Linked DNA regions of Homo sapiens: all the other regions are linked to region 2. A link is a contact called in ENCODE Hi-C or POLR2A ChIA-PET data. All regions are on one chromosome and are shown on one strand. The core of a region is the stretch at or near the end of the contact, and the rest is flanking DNA. Distances in the headings are between cores, read along the strand shown. Region 1 overlaps TRAFD1 (TRAF-type zinc finger domain containing 1). Region 2 overlaps NAA25 (N-alpha-acetyltransferase 25, NatB auxiliary subunit). Region 3 overlaps HECTD4 (HECT domain E3 ubiquitin protein ligase 4). Region 4 overlaps TMEM116 (transmembrane protein 116).

Region 1 (3,861 bases), core at 1,276-3,775, 65 kb after region 2:
ATGGTGCCGCATGCCTGTAATTCCAGCTACTCGGGAGGCTGAGGCAGGATAATTGCTTGAACCTGTGAGGCAGAGGTTGCAGTGAGCCAAGATCACACCACTGCACTCCAGCCTGGGCAACAGAGTGAGACTGTCTCAAAAAAAAACAAAAACAAAAACAAAAAATGCTGGGCGTGGTGGCTCACGCCTGTAATCCCAGCACTTCGGGAGGCTGAGGCAGGCAGATCACATGAGGTCAAGAGTTCAAGACCAGACTGGCCAAAGTGGTGAAACCCCATCTCTACTAAAAATACAAAAATTAGCCAGGTGTGGTGGTAGGCTCCTGTAATCCCAGCTACTTGGGAGGCTGAGGCAGGAGAATTGCTTGAACCCAGGAGGCAGAGGTTGCACTGAGTCGAAATCATGCCATTGTACTCCAGCCTGGGCAACAGAAGCGAACTCCGTCTCAAAAAAAAAAAAAAAAAAATTAAACTAAAGTTCTATTCTAAATGCTACTCCAACATTTTCAGCACTGTTTGTATATACATGAACTACCTCTTGCAGGAAACACAATAAATTGATAAAAAGGCCTTAGGTAGCAGAGGAACAGGGGAGAAGAGACATGATTTTTACATATATCCTTTTTGGGCTTTAAAATTGTATACCAGCTGTGCACAGTGGCTCACGCCTGTAATCCCAGCACTTTGGAAGGCCAAGGTAGGAGGACTGCTTGAGCCTAGGAGTTTTGAGATCAACCTGGGCAACATAAGGAGACCCTTGTCTCTACAAAATAAAAAATAAAACAAAAAACCTAGCTAGGCATGATGGCATATACCTGTGGTCCCAGCTACTTGGGAGGCTGAGGTGGGAGGATTGCTTGAGCCCAGGAGGTCAAGGCTGCGGTAAGCCATGATCGTACCACTGCACTCCAGCCTGGGTGACACTGAGATCCTGTCTCAAAAAAAAGAAAAGAAAAATTAAAATTAAAAAATAAAATTTGATACCATGTAGATATAATGCCAATTCAGAAAGTTTTTTTTCAAAAGCTTTTTTTTTTTGTTTTCCACTCTGTCACCTAGGCTGGAGTGCAGTGGTGTTATCCCAGCTCACTGCAACCTCCACCTCCCGGGTTCAAGCAATTCTCCTGCCTCAGCCTCCCGAGTAGCTGGGAGTACAGGTGAATGCCACCACACCCTGCTAATTTTTGTATTTTTGGTAGAGTGGGGTTTCACCATGTTGGTCAGGCTGGTCTTGAACTCCTAACTTCAGGTGATCTGCCTGCCTTGGCCTCCCAAAGTGCTGGGATTACAGGCGTGGGCCATTGCCCAGGTCCCAAAGTTCTTTTATTAGATAAATAACACGGATTTGCTAGGAGTAGTGGCTCATACCATTTGAGGATGGGAGTTTGAGACCAACTTGGCTAACGTGGTGAAACCCCTTCGGTGCTAAAAATACAAAAAAATTAGCTGGGTGTGGTGGCACGCACCTGTGGTCCCAAGCAACTCAGGAAGCTGAGGCACAAGGATTGCTTGAACCCGAGAGGTGAAGGTTGTAGTGAGCTGAGATTGCACCATGCACTCCATGCACACCACTCTGTCGCTGGGCGACAGCAAGACTTTCTCAAAAAATAATAATAATAAATGAAAAATAAAGCCTGTGCTAAATACAAATATGAAGGTTAGAGAAACCTGTGTCTTTCTAAAGTGCAGTTTCTTTTCCTCATTATTAGGTACTTAAGACTGAATTGGAGGCCGGGCGTGGTGGCTCAAGCCTGTAATCCCAGCACTTTGGGAGGCTGAGGCGGGCGGATCACAAGGTCAGAAGTTCAAGACCAGCCTGGCCAACATAGTGAAACCCCGTCTCTACTAAAAATACAAAAAATTAAGTGGGTGTGGTGGTGTGTGCCTGAAATCCCAGCTACTCAGGAGGCTGAGGCAGGAGAATCGTGTGAACCTGGGAGGCAGAGGTCGCAATGAGCCAAGATTGCGCCATTGCACTCCAGCCTGGGCGACAGTGCGAGACACTGTCTCAAAAAAAAAAAAAAAAAAAGACTGAATTGGAATAGTTGGTAGGGGACAGGGACATTGGAGCTTTGACAAACATCTGACTTGCTATGATTCTTGTTATTTGCTCCTGGGCTTCTCTGGCTGGTTTTAGATTACTAAGTAATGTGTGCACAAAACAATATGATAGTTAGGGTGGCTGAGTAGTGGGCTCCCTCTAATATTTTATTTTCCTTTATAGAACATTGTGGCAGGAACAAAAGGGGAAGCTGTGACTCTTAAATAATTAAATACATTAAAAAAGGGTAGGAGAATCAAGGGTTGGAAGAGAAGATTGCAGTAGATACTCTTGGCTTTCCTTGCCCTATACTAAAACACACCTCTCCTAGATATGCATATTAACTGCCTCATTCCTCTGTTTTGTAGGAGACTGAGTGCCCTTTGCGGCTTGCTGTCTGCCAGCACTGTGATTTAGAACTTTCCATTCTCAAACTGAAGGAACATGAAGATTATTGTGGTGCCCGGACGGAACTATGTGGCAACTGTGGTCGCAATGTCCTTGTGAAAGATCTGAAGACTCACCCTGAAGTTTGTGGGAGAGAGGGGGAGGAAAAGAGAAATGAGGTTGCCATACCTCCTAATGCATATGATGAATCTTGGGGTCAGGATGGAATCTGGATTGCATCCCAACTCCTCAGACAAATTGAGGCTCTGGACCCACCCATGAGGCTGCCGCGAAGGCCCCTGAGAGCCTTTGAATCAGATGTTTTCCACAATAGAACTACCAACCAAAGGAACATTACAGCCCAGGTTTCAATTCAGAATAATCTGTGTGAGTTGTGCTTGGGATTAGGGAACTAGAATGGTATCAAAATCCCAAGGCAAATGGGAACAGGGCTTTGGGGCCAGATAGATCTTGATTATAGAAACCCGACTGTAGCTGAGTAACACTGGGAAGAATACCTCTCTTTCCTATAAAATGGAAATAACCTCCATTGGATTATAGTTAGGGTTCATAATGGTGAGTATGATGACAGTGTTGTAAATAGCCAACACTTATACAGATTGAGTATCCCTTATCCAAAATACTTGGGGCCAGAAGTGGTTTGGCTTTTGAAGTATTTGCATTATATATACTGGATGAGCATCTCAAATCTGAGAATCTGAAATCCAAAATGTTCCAGTGAGCATTTTCTTTGAGAGCCATATTGATGCCCAAAAAGTTTCAAATTTTGGATTTTTGGATTGGTATGCTCAACCTGTATCTTATTTCCCTTAGGCATTTGCAAAGTGCTTTATACGTATTAACTCATTTAATTCTCTCATTATTTGAAGGTAGGTAAATTTGAAGGTAGAACTGAGATTTGAATTCAGATAATCTGACCTCGTGCTTTAAACCATTCTACTGTAATTCAGAAAATAAGTATAAAATGTTTAGCACAGTGCCTGTCTCATAATTATGGCTCAGTAATATTGCTTAATAATACAGTTAGAATAATAATGGAGCCTTTTCACAGGGCAGACTTTAATGTTCAAAGCTAGGAGACCCAGAGGGTGAAGAGAGCTAGTTGAACATGGTCATTTTTATTCCTTCCCGGATGCCTGTAAACCTTGACTATTTGCTAGGCATGGACTTGAGTTGAGGGTGGTAACATTTCTAATGTATCCTGAATGTTGGTTGGTTTTTTTTTTTCAGTTGAAGAACAAGAGAGGCAGGAAAGGAATAGAGGCCAACAGCCCCCCAAAGAGGGTGGTGAAGAGAGTGCAAACTTGGACTTCATGTTGGCCCTAAGTCTGCAAAATGAAGGCCAAGCCTCCAGTGTGGCAGAGCAGGACTTCTGGAGGGCCGTATGTGAGGCCGACCAGTCTCATGGCGGTC
Region 2 (3,782 bases), core at 989-3,488:
GCCATTCTCCCTCCTCAGCCTCCAGAGTAGCTGGGACTACAGGCGCCCGCCACCACGCCCAGCTAATTTTTTGTATTTTTAGTAGAGATGGGGTTTCACCATTCACAGGATGGTCTTGATCTCCTGACCTTGTGATCCGCCCGCCTCCACCTCCCGAAGTGCTGGGATAACAGGCGTGAGCCACTGTGCCCGGCCCCATTTATTCATTTAACTCTAGATGCCTATAAAAAGGAAAAAAAATTTATTGTAGTACTGCCTACAATAGCCAATAACAAAAGGACAAAGGAAAAAAAAAGAGATCTTCAAAAATCCAAGTATCATCAATAGGGAAAATGCTAAATGAATTATGGTACATCTGGAGTACTCTTAAGCCACTGGGGGGAAAAAAAATGAAAGAGATCTACATGTACCAGAAATGAAAGATGTTCAAGATATATTTCAAGGCTGAAAAATAACAGGTTGCAAATCGTGTCTAATACAATCCCATTTTTATATTAAATATAAGAATAATTAAGCCGGGCGCAATGGCTCACACCTGTAATCCCAGCACTTTGGGAGGCTGAGATGCTGAGATGGGTGGATCACCTGAGGTCAGGAGTTTGAGACCAGCCTGGCCAACACGGTGAAACCCCGTCTCTACCAAAAATACAAAAAGTAGCTGAGCACGGCGGTGGGCACCTATAGTCCCAGCTATTCGGGAAGCTGAGGCAGGAGAATCGCTTGCTTCTGGGAGGCAGAGGTTGCAGTGAGCCAAGATCGTGCCATTGCACTCCAGCCTGGGTGACAAGAGCCAAACTCCATCTCAAAAAAAAAAAAAAAAAAAAAAAGGAGAAAAAGAAAAATTATCTTAGCATAAAGATGGAAATAAATCTCACGGAAAGGCACCAAACTATTAACAAGAGTTATTTTTGGAATGGTAGGATAAGTGGAAATTAGCACACCACATATTTTGGCACTAACATGATTTTTAGAATGAACTTGTGTATTTTATACTTTAAAAAATATGAAAAAATGTCTTACTTTGAAAGGAATACTTTATTGAGACAGAAAAAGAGAATTCAATTGGCTTATAATGAAATCCTTTCACTACACTATATTAAAAAGTGCTGTTATAATTCAGGAAAGAAGACAACTTACTGTTCACCTTCAGCAGGAGGACTCCAGGCCTCTTCAATCAGTCGAAAGACAGAATCGAAATAAGTCAGATAGAACTGCCAGTCATCTGAGCTAAAATCAGATTGAATGATGCACACAGGATTAAACCCAAGTTGTGACAGATCTTCCTTAGGAACCATGATATTCAATTTATTTTGTAAGTTATATTTTAGTATGTAGTAGGTTGGCTTACCCCCACCCACTCCATGTTTCCTTTGCAAATCTAAAAGGGCATTTTCAAAGTAATACTACTTTGTATTTGTAAAGAGTAGTAAACTACTCTTTCCTTCAATAAAATGACCAGGTCTAGAAAACTAATATTCATAACAGAAAAGTCCCCACATAAGCACTTCCAAAATAGAGGGAAGGGGAGAGAAGTGTTGTAGCAAAGAATGAAGCCTCTCTCTTTTAGGGGAATACTGAATTTGAGAAATTAATGATTTTCAGTGTTCATTCTTAAGCCCTAACTAGAATTCAGCACCATGGTGGCACAAGTATCTTTTTTTTTTTTTTGAGATGGAGTCTCATTGTTGTCACCCAGGCTGGAGTGCAGTGGCATGATCTCAGCTCACTGCAACCTCTGCCTCCCAGGTTCAAGCGATTCTTGTGCCTCAGCTTCCCGAGGGGCTGGGACTACAGGCACGCACCACCACAACTAGCTAATTTTTGTATTTTCAGTAAAGACAGGGTTTCGCCATGTTGGCCAGGCTGGTCTCAAACTCCTGACCTCAAGTGATCTGCCCACCTTGGCCTCTCAAAGTGCTGGGATCATAGGCATGAGCCACCATGCCCAGCCTACAAGTACCATTATAATACTCTACTGAAAGATGAAGGCTCCTTAAAAACTTTTAGAAACATGCAGGACACAACTACTATAAGAAGACTTTATGCCCAGAAACTTCAAAACACAGACACCAAGAAAATCAATAGTGAGGTCTTAAAGCCTCACTACAGTCAAATGGTACAAAAGAAAGCTTTTACTCACTTTTTTAGTAAGAGGCGCCGGGAAAGGGCATTGCACTCTGGCCACCTGCTCAGCTTCTTGTACATAGCCATGCATTTATTTTCCCGACTCTGAATCTCACTTGTCAACTTCTCTAAAATCAAAAGTTATAAAAGTTGGTAAGCTGGTTTCATTTCTGCTCAATAACCAGAATAGAGTCCAACCACAAGAAGGAAAATGTCACATTTTCTTTTCTTTTTTTTTGAGATGGAGTTTCACTCTTGTCACCCAGGCTGGAGTGCAATGGCACGATCTTGGCTCACTGCAACCTCCACCTCCTGGATTCAAGCGATTCTCCTGTCTCAGCCTCCCAAGTAGCTGGGATTACAGGCATCTGCCACCACGCCTGGCTAATTTTTGTATTTTTAGTAGAGACAGGATTTCACCATGTTGGCCAGGCTGGTCTTAAACTCCTGACCTCAGGTGATCCACCCATCCCAGCCTCCCAGAGTGCTGGGATTACAGCTGTGAGCTACCGGGCCCGGCCTAAATGTCACATTTTCTTATTCACTCTCTTAGAAAATGGGACCACTATTACATACAAACTACTACTATCTTATTAAAGATTATTTTACTTCAAAGAAAAAAGTACATTACTGACAGTAAATTTTTATAATCATTTTCTTTGTAAAAGGATAGGTTTCACAATGTATTGGGTTGAACATCTATTAATAGTACATGGGATATACTTATAAAATCCCAACAGCATCTAGGGACTAGTAAATTTAGTCCATAGACAAGCTGCCCATCCATACAGTTCCAAAACATCAAAGAGGACTGAGCTGACATGAGCTAAGAAAGATGAGATGTTGGAAGAAGACAAAAAAGAGTGGAGAGGAATCAAATCTTTCCAAACAACTGAAAACAAAAAAACTAGGATGATAGTTCTGACCAAATTAGATTTGCCCAACTGTTTAGCAGATTAAGGATACCAAAAATTACATTATGAATTTCCTGTTGAGAATCTAACTTTTTACTATCCATAGAGCTATAATGTAGTTTAAAAAAAAAAAAGGGCCAGGCCTGACAGGTCACACCTGTAGTAATCCCAGCACTTTGGGAGGCTGAAGCAGGCAGATCGCTTGAGACCAGGAGTTCGAGACCAGCCTGGGCAACATATTGAGACCCCACCTCTACAAAAAATATAAAAATTAGCCAGGTTTGATGGCATACGCCTGGAGTCCTAACTATTTAGGAGGCTGTGGTGAGAGGATAACTTAAACCCAGGAGATCAAGGCTGCAGTGAGCTGTGATGATGCCACTGCATTCTAGCCTGGCTAACAGAGCAAGGCCCTGTCTCAAAAACAACAACAACAACAAAAAAAAACAAGAAGTTTCTTGTGAGTAGCCTAAATATCCATCAAAAACTGGTTAAGTAAATTTCTACATTCACACTGTGGAACACTGGACAGTTATTAAAGGAGTGAGGTAGTGAACTTTATCTCTAGGAAATACTATTTAGTTAAAATAATAATAATAATAATAAAATAATGGAGGCCAGGCGTGGTGGCTCACACCTGTAATCCCAGCACTTTGGGAGGCAGAGGCAGGCAGATCACTTGAGGTTAGGAGTTTGAAACCAGCCTGGCCAACATGTTGAAACCCCGTCTCTACTAAAAATACA
Region 3 (3,719 bases), core at 423-2,922, 110 kb after region 2:
TGCTGGGATTACAGGCATGAGCCACCGTGCCCGGCCTGGGGTAATAATTTAAAACAACAAAACCTCTACTCAATATTACATGTTTTGGCTGGGCGCAGTGGTTCACACCTGTAATCCCAGCACTTTGGGAGGCCAAGGCGGGCAAATCACCTGAGGTCAGGAGTTCGAGACCAGCCTGGCCAACATGGTGAAACCCCGTCTCTACTAAAAATACAAAAATTAGCTGGGTATGGCGGCGTGCACCTGTAATCCCAGCTACTGGGGAGGCTGAGGCAGGGAGAATTGCTTGAACCCAGGAGGTGGAAGTTGCAGTGAGCTGAGATTGTACCACTGCACTCCAGCCCGGGTGACAGAGCGAGACTCTGTCTTAAAAAAAAAAAGATTACAATTTTATACTTCAAAAACATAGAACAACATAGCAACTCTAAGATGAAATTTCAAACATTAAAGAATTACATTAAGGCCAGTGTGATGACTCACGCCTATAGTCCTAACACTTTGGGAGGCCGAGGCTGGAGGACTGCTTGAGCCTAGGAGTTTGAGACCAGCCCGGGCAACATAGGAAGACCCTCTCTGTACAAATAATAAATAAAATAATTTTTTTTAAAGAAAAGAATTTTAAAAAGAAAAAATGAATTAAAAAAGGAAAAAAAGAGGAATTAAAAAAAAAAAAAAGAAATTAGTGGGGAAGCAGAATTTGCTCCACAAAAGAGCCACCAGAATGGCAAAAGGGCTGGAAAATGGGACTTCGGAGAAAAAAGGGACGGAACTGTTTCTTTCCCAGGAGTCAGTTTACAAGGGGGACGCATGAGCTGTCCTCAAGCATATGATGAAATAATTACCAGCAATGTTCTAGCTGCACAGGACAGAACAAAATAAATACACTGCACTTGAACCAGGGGAAGGCTGGCTAGACAAAAAGGAAAAAATGACTTGAATACAAGCCCACATTCAAGCCTGTTGCAGGCGGCGCAAAGCCACCCCTGGTAGCCTCTCCAGCTGGAACGCGGCAGGCCTGTGGCAGGGGCTGCCCCCACGGCCTTCAGCGCCCTGACAGCTGGGAGAAGGGGGAACATTTCTTTTCACATCATACAAAGATGCACATAACCAGCCCCCACTGACAAACAATGGAGCCTCTTGTGCCATCTCACCAACACTCTCTGAATTGTTTTCAAAATCTGCAACCCAGGAGTAGCTGCCAAATTTCTCTTTAATGCAAGATGTTAAAAATAGGGGATACTGGGGAGGGGAGGAGATTTTAATGCAGATTTTTTTCTGTGAGCCTAAAATTGCTCCACAAAAAGTCTACAGATTAAAAACAAATCCAGAACCCACCTTTAATTGACTTATCATTGAAATAATCTTCTAACCCTGGGCTCCCTTGAGTATCAAAGAGACTCTGATTTACTACAGACACGGTTAGAATCTCTTCTGTTGACATTTCCATCAATTCATCTTCACCATCCAAACTTGACAAACCAATCAAGTCATTATTGTTAAATAAACTTGCTCGAATTTTCTCAATTTTGGCTCGGGATCTTATCTGTGTGAACAGAGAACAGGGTCAGGATTTGAGTAGCTTGACCAGTCATTCAGTGTGAGTGAACTTCTCCCTCCCACCTTTTCCTGGAAACCCTCTATTCATCTGCAGAGATGTGAAAGCTGCCCTACTCTGGTGAGCTGGACCTCCTGGGAAACTTTCTCCCACAGGCCAACAACAGTGACTTTTAGCAAATGACTCAACCTGAAATCTCTGTCACTAAACCCCAGCCAGGTCTGTGGCTTTACTCTGATTCCCAGGGAGGAAAAATTCATGCCTAACTCTGAGGAAGTCCCCATGAAGGAGGATGATGGATTCAAAGAAGTGATTCTAGGAAAGAAACCAGCTGCTTGATCCTTCAACCCTCCTTGCAGAGCCTGCTGGGAGAGTAATGCATGTCAGTTCCCTACCTTACTGTTATGCAAAAGCACAGAAAGGCTCTGATGCAGGATTTCTAAACGGCGAGGCCTAAGGAATACATGGGATCCTGAAGTGGAACTATGACTCACTAGCATGCAGGTCATCTGAAACTCAGAATCACCTGGGACAGAATGGCAGGAGTCTATTCTCATGCTGCTCAGTGACCATCCCTCCTGCCAATGGCAACACCAAAAAGAACAAAAAGAACCCAAGGCCATTCAAGATGCGATGGGGCTGAGTCAGAATGCACTGATGGCGCCCACCCACCGCGGAAGGCCAGGCCCTGAGCCCTCTGGCTCCCCTTTACTTCGTGATATGGGACTTGGTGTCACTCAGAGACGTTACCCCAAGCAGCCTCACTGTGCTCATTCCAAGGGCTGCCCCAGGGAGCCCCCAACCGCTCCACCATTACCTACTAGGAAATAACTTTGGAAGATTTAAAGAGGCTTGGGGGATTGAAATGGGTCATGATTTAGTGGTTGCAGAGGCTTGAAAGCTGTTACCTCCACGACTGCGAAGCCTTTGATGGGGCGGGCGGCGAGGGGCTGGTTGTCCAGGGAAGTGACTGTGTACATGGAGCCCATGTCCGACACCGAGGCCGTCTCTGCATTGTCCAGGGGCTCCCCCAGGCTGCCCAGGCTGCCCAGGCTGCCGGTGCTGCACAGGGAAATGTCCAGGCTTTCCTGGCTGGACACCGCGTGGGGCTCCAACAGGCCCGGAGGGATGGGCAGCTCGAGGCCGGCAGGCAGCGGATCCACAGAGAGGTCGCTGACGGTTTGGGAGATGCCCTGCGAGCTGCAGATGGAGGCCTGGCTGGTGGAGGCGGAGGCGCTGATGCTCATGGCGGGGGTCAGGCTGCTGGACGTGCTGACCTCCATGCTGTCTGTGCCGGGGAAGGCCAGTGTCTTCTCGGGCTCAACTTTCCCGTCCCCGCCCTCGGCCTTGTCTTTTGGCTTCTTGGTGTCTTCTTCCTGCAGCGGGATGTAGATCTCGTCTTTGAAGACCCCGCCGTGGGCGTTGCAGGCCTTGCGGATGGCGCCTCTGACTACGCCCTCGTCCAGGTGGGTGGGGATCCCGGAGATCACCAGCAAGCGGCTGTGGGCGGTGGGGCCCACCAGGGCCTGGCAGGCATCGGCGATGGCGTCACTCGTCACGCCCAGCCCCTGTGGGTCCTTCCTGGTGAGGTGGCGGAGGATGATGAGCAGGGTGAGTGCGCGGTGGAACCACAGCATGTCCTCGGGCTTGCTGCCTCCGATGCTGAGCACGGTGGGGTCCGAGTCCACGGTGCGGGAAGACTGGCGCTTGCCCGACGAGGAGGCCTTTTCCCGCTTCATCTTGACTTTTTTCCTCTTGGAGAGGAGGCTGGGACTCTGTGGGGTCTGTCCTGGGGAGGACGAGGAGGAGGAGGACGAGTCACTGAGATTTGGGGCGGTCGCTGAGGTCACCCCACTGGCTGTGACACTCATGTTAGTAGGCAGGGTCACTTCGGCCACAGCCAGGCACCCTTCCATGAGTGCATGAAAATACGTAGAGAACCTGCCCTGGTCACCGGCCGCCGCCCCCCCGGAGCCCCCGCAGGCGCCGCCTGAGACCCAGTTCTGCGTCTCCTCGTCGTACAGCTTGTGGAGCTCCGACTGCAAGGCCATCAGCATGGCCAGGCAGGGGTTCAGCTGGAGGGCGATTGAGGAGGACAGGCCAGCGGGGTGCCGCCTCTGCTCCAGGGTGTGCACCGTGCGCAGGAGCTCTGCCAGGAGATGGA
Region 4 (3,703 bases), core at 950-3,449, 82 kb before region 2:
TGTCTCAGAAAAAAAAAAAAAAAAATTAAAGAGTAAAGATAACATTATTTTTTTGCTTCTCTGAATTTTCAAAATATTCTATAATATAGTGTTTTTAATATGAAAAAAGATAAAAGCTATTGTTTCAAAATGTAACAATAAACAAATACGTCTCCACTTCCCAAGGTGAATCATCTTTGTTTCTATCTAGATCTGAGTGTGCCTTTCTTGCAAGGTGCAGTGACAGTCTTGTAGCACTCACCTGTCCAACTGCTTGTAGGTTATAGCAGATGATGTCCTTATTTGCTACTGAAGCTCCATAGAGAAGTGTCTCCGTGAGCCAGCAAAGTCCCAGGAGCAGGTCACAGAAGCTCAGATAAAAAAGTGGTCTTATCTGTCAAAGTAATAAAATCCTCATTTCATATGTGATGTAGCTAGGAGAATGTTAACAATGTAACAGTTCTTACATTTTATGTTTCTAGTAGGAAACTGACATCATTTTTCTGGGGCCTCTGCCATTGGTTGATTGTGGGCAATGCAAGGGAAGACTACAGATAGGAAGGAATCTATAACCACTATAACCACAGTTATCCCAACTGTTCTGGAATCAGAGTACTCATGGATAGATTAGTACTGAACCTTCTTACTCACAGGGACACTCCTTTCTTAGGTATAGGGTTAAAAAAAGAGTGGAAAGATGAGAAATTTTGTGGTGGAGATGTACCACAAGGAGACAATTGAGAGTGCTTTAGTGGCACAGGCAACATCTTCTACTTTTTTTTTTTTTTTTTGGAGACAGAGTTTCGCTCTGTCGCCCAGGCTAGAGTGCAGTGGCACGATCTCGGCTCATTGCAAGCTCTGCCTCCTGGGTTCACACCATTCTCCTGCCTCAGCCTCTCAAGTAGCTGGGACTACAGGCGCCCAGCACCACGCCTGGCTAATTTTTTGTATTTTTAGTAGAGATGGGGTTTCACCGTGTTAGCCAGGACGGTCTCGATCTCCTGACCTTGTGATCCACCCTCCTCGGCCTCCCAAAGTGCTGGGATCACAGGCATGAGCCAAACATCTTCTAAATATAAGAAATGAGGTATTCTGCTAAGTGTTTAGGGATGTGGCTGAGGACTTAAAGAAAATGAAAACGTTTACAGTAATAAAAAGTCAGGGTAAAAAGTCAGTAATACTGAAAAATGTCAGAATGAACTGTATGTGTTGCCTTTCGGTTTCTGACCACACTGGTGAAATTTGTCTCTTCTTATTCTTCTCCTTTTGGCATCCCCATTCCCACTTATCTAAAAATAGTTTTGGTCCTATGGAGAAAATTATAAACCATTTATTGAGGGACTCCTAAAGATTAAATGCAATCTCAATGAAATCTCAACCTATTTTCCTGTGGAACTTGACAAGCTGACTCTGAATCTGATGTGGAAGTACAAAATATCACCCTGTGAGCCACAATCCAAGGGAGTAACAGTGGGGTGTTTGCCATCTTAGGGAGAAGCTCTCATCCATGGCACACCTGGCATGGGTGAACTCCTTCAATGTGCCACACCTGCAGCTGGTGGACGATGGCCTCACGGACCTCCACAGCGGTCCCACAAGACCCGCAAGGCCCCCCCACTGCTCTCTTAACCTGGCAGCTGCTGCCTTATAAAAGTACAGTTGTGAATTTGACTCCACGAAGTATTATGCATTGTGTGGCTCTCGTGGGGTCTTAGGTTGTGGTCTGACACACACTGCGGTCATTCCCCTGGGTTTAGTGAAATGCTGTATGCAGGTGGACCCCCAAAAGTAGAAGGGCATATTTAATGGATTCTCAGTTACACTTAAGGAGGATGGTGTTCATTCTTTGGCTAAAGGACAGGCTCTGACTTTCATTGGCCACTCCATGCAGGTGTTCTGCAAGTTTGGCTTTTATGAAGTCTTTAAAGTCTTGTATAGCAACATACTCCCAGAGCATGTTATCTCTGGTGCACATCACTGTATTTGGCTGCCTCTGCCAGTGCTGAATTCTTTGCTGTAATTGCCCTATGGAAGCTGCTAAGGTTCAAATTCAAACCCAACCAGGTTAGACCAAGACTTTGAGGGATGCAGCTCCCAAGATGTATAAGGAAGAAGGCCTAAAAACATTCTACAAAGGGGTTGCTCCTCTCTGGATGAGACAGATAGCATATGCCATGATGAAGTTTGCCTGCTTTTAAGGTACTGTTGAAGCATTGTACAAGTTTGTGGTTCGGAAGCCCTGTGGTGAATGTTCAAAGACAGAGGAGCTGGTTGTAACATTTGTAGCAGGTTACATACCTGGAGTGTTTTGTGCAATTGTTTCTCACCCTGATGATTCTGTGGTATCTGTGTTGAATAAAGAAAAAGGTAGCAGTGCTTCTCAAGTCCTCCAGAGACTTGGATTTAAAGGTGTATGGAAGGGAATGTTTGTCTGTATCATTATGACTGGTACTCTGACTGCACTACAGTAGTTTATCTATGATTCTGTGAAGGTCTACTTCAGCCTCCCTTGCCCTCCCCCAAGATGCCAGAATCTCTGAAGAAGCAGCTTGGGTTAACTCAGTGACAGATCAAAGCAAATGTGGACTGAAACTGCTTGTTGATCAGTGTTGAAGAACGTACAAAAGGAACTTTCATATATTTGACAGTGTAGGAAATTGTCTATTCCTGATATAATTACTAGAGTACTTTCACTTAAGTCAAGAGTTTCAAATTTACTATTGAAATAAACCCAACTCTTCAGGAAAAAAAGAAAGAAATATAAAATATTAAGATAACCAAGACACTCTTGAAAAAAAAAGAAGAACTTGCCCCACCTCATCTTAAGACTTATCGTGGGATCTGGCCAGCAGCCCGCAATGCAACGGGGCTCTTTCTTTGTTCCCAGGTGGATCGGCAGGTCGAGAAATAAAAGACACACACAAAATAGTGAAAGCTGGGTCCAGGGCGTCACCGCCTTCTGGTCCTGTGATGCCGCCAATGCACTGGATATACTGGCATTTATTATTAAGTTTAGTGAGGGCGGGGGTAGGTTAGTGAGGGATTTAGGGGGTCATTTGATTATGAGGTGAGATGATCACATGGGGATGAAGTAATTCTTTAATGTAACATCGGTATGCATAAGTACAGTATACAGAGATAAGAATTTACAACATAGTGTGTGTGTCAGCAATTTCTAACAGAGCCTTAAAACAGAAACACAGTCTATCCATAACCTATGTTTAGTAAGATACTAATCAGCAGTAATATTTGCAGCAAAAGCTGGTTGCAAACAATCAACAGAAACAGGATGTGAAACAACCGGTTAGACCACAAATTCTCAGAAGGGAGTATGCCTTAACCCTAAAGAGACCCAGAAAAGCCGTGGCAAGATAAGGGCGTTTATAACCCTATCTTATCCATATGAACAAGCGCCCCTCATGTGTCTATTTATAGGCTCTCCACAAGGGTTGCATTGCATTCCCAGAGCTATGAACATCTGCTTTTCTGGGATAGTAATCTTGGTGATGTGAAACCTCCCTGACTGCACGTCCGTTTATAGGCTCTCTGCAGGGAGAAGCACATCACGCACTGTTGGCTCATTCTGGCAGCCAAACCTTGCATTGTCTTTACAAAATCCTGCATGCAATTTTGTATTTACAATAATCAGGAGCATTTCATCTTTTATTCCATAGCAATAGTTTCAGGAGGTCTCCCTACAAAAACTAACATAGACCTAGAGTGA

What was found. A loop is a pair of places that touch in the nucleus more often than their neighbours do. ChIA-PET counts read pairs that join two places held with the same protein, here RNA polymerase II (POLR2A). Pooled maps may share reads with other maps.
Region 1: a map of heart right ventricle shows a loop between it and region 2 (2.4-fold over the local background). The contact joins two enhancer-like sites. A Hi-C loop is called at or near these places in 3 of 168 maps with a recorded cell type or tissue (heart right ventricle, naive thymus-derived CD4-positive, alpha-beta T cell and sigmoid colon), 10 of 37 single-sample maps with no recorded cell type and 15 of 50 pooled maps. POLR2A ChIA-PET finds 5 or more read pairs at or near these places in 13 of 52 experiments (A673, GM12878, activated B cell and 6 more).
Region 3: a loop to region 2 is called in a map of aorta, with 4 times the contacts of the local background. The contact joins two enhancer-like sites. A Hi-C loop is called at or near these places in 1 of 168 maps with a recorded cell type or tissue (aorta) and 8 of 50 pooled maps. POLR2A ChIA-PET finds 5 or more read pairs at or near these places in 1 of 52 experiments (H1).
Region 4: a map with no recorded cell type shows a loop between it and region 2 (5-fold over the local background). The contact joins two enhancer-like sites. A Hi-C loop is called at or near these places in 4 of 37 single-sample maps with no recorded cell type and 7 of 50 pooled maps. POLR2A ChIA-PET finds 5 or more read pairs at or near these places in 5 of 52 experiments (A673, HEK293T, activated CD4-positive, alpha-beta memory T cell and 2 more).

What each region holds. Positions count from the first base shown.
Region 1 is chr12:112,138,411-112,142,271 of GRCh38, forward strand. It overlaps TRAFD1 (TRAF-type zinc finger domain containing 1), which reads left to right. Exons shown (of 12, transcript NM_006700.3): 5 at 2,409-2,814; 6 at 3,679-3,861. Among named protein-coding and RNA genes, the nearest start is that of TRAFD1, 15 kb to the left of the region's middle. Within about 2 kb of position 2,526, at least 2 of the 41 ENCODE cell types and tissues checked have a DNase peak (open chromatin) inside an H3K27ac peak, as active enhancers do.
Region 2 is chr12:112,073,538-112,077,319 of GRCh38, forward strand. NAA25 (N-alpha-acetyltransferase 25, NatB auxiliary subunit) reads right to left here. Exons shown (of 24, transcript NM_024953.4): 8 at 2,141-2,252; 9 at 1,138-1,227. Among named protein-coding and RNA genes, the nearest start is that of NAA25, 33 kb to the right of the region's middle. Within about 2 kb of position 2,239, at least 2 of the 41 ENCODE cell types and tissues checked have a DNase peak (open chromatin) inside an H3K27ac peak, as active enhancers do.
Region 3 is chr12:112,181,724-112,185,442 of GRCh38, forward strand. It overlaps HECTD4 (HECT domain E3 ubiquitin protein ligase 4), which reads right to left. Exons shown (of 76, transcript NM_001388303.1): 61 at 2,464-3,719; 62 at 1,336-1,543. Among named protein-coding and RNA genes, the nearest start is that of MIR6861, 20 kb to the left of the region's middle. RefSeq lists a silencer at 1,522-1,816 and enhancers at 2,271-2,839, 2,840-3,409. Within about 2 kb of position 1,673, at least 4 of the 41 ENCODE cell types and tissues checked have a DNase peak (open chromatin) inside an H3K27ac peak, as active enhancers do.
Region 4 is chr12:111,991,517-111,995,219 of GRCh38, forward strand. TMEM116 (transmembrane protein 116) reads right to left here. Exons shown (of 11, transcript NM_001193531.2): 4 at 242-373. It also overlaps the pseudogene SLC25A3P2. Among named protein-coding and RNA genes, the nearest start is that of TMEM116, 20 kb to the right of the region's middle. RefSeq lists a silencer at 449-743. Within about 2 kb of position 2,200, at least 3 of the 41 ENCODE cell types and tissues checked have a DNase peak (open chromatin) inside an H3K27ac peak, as active enhancers do.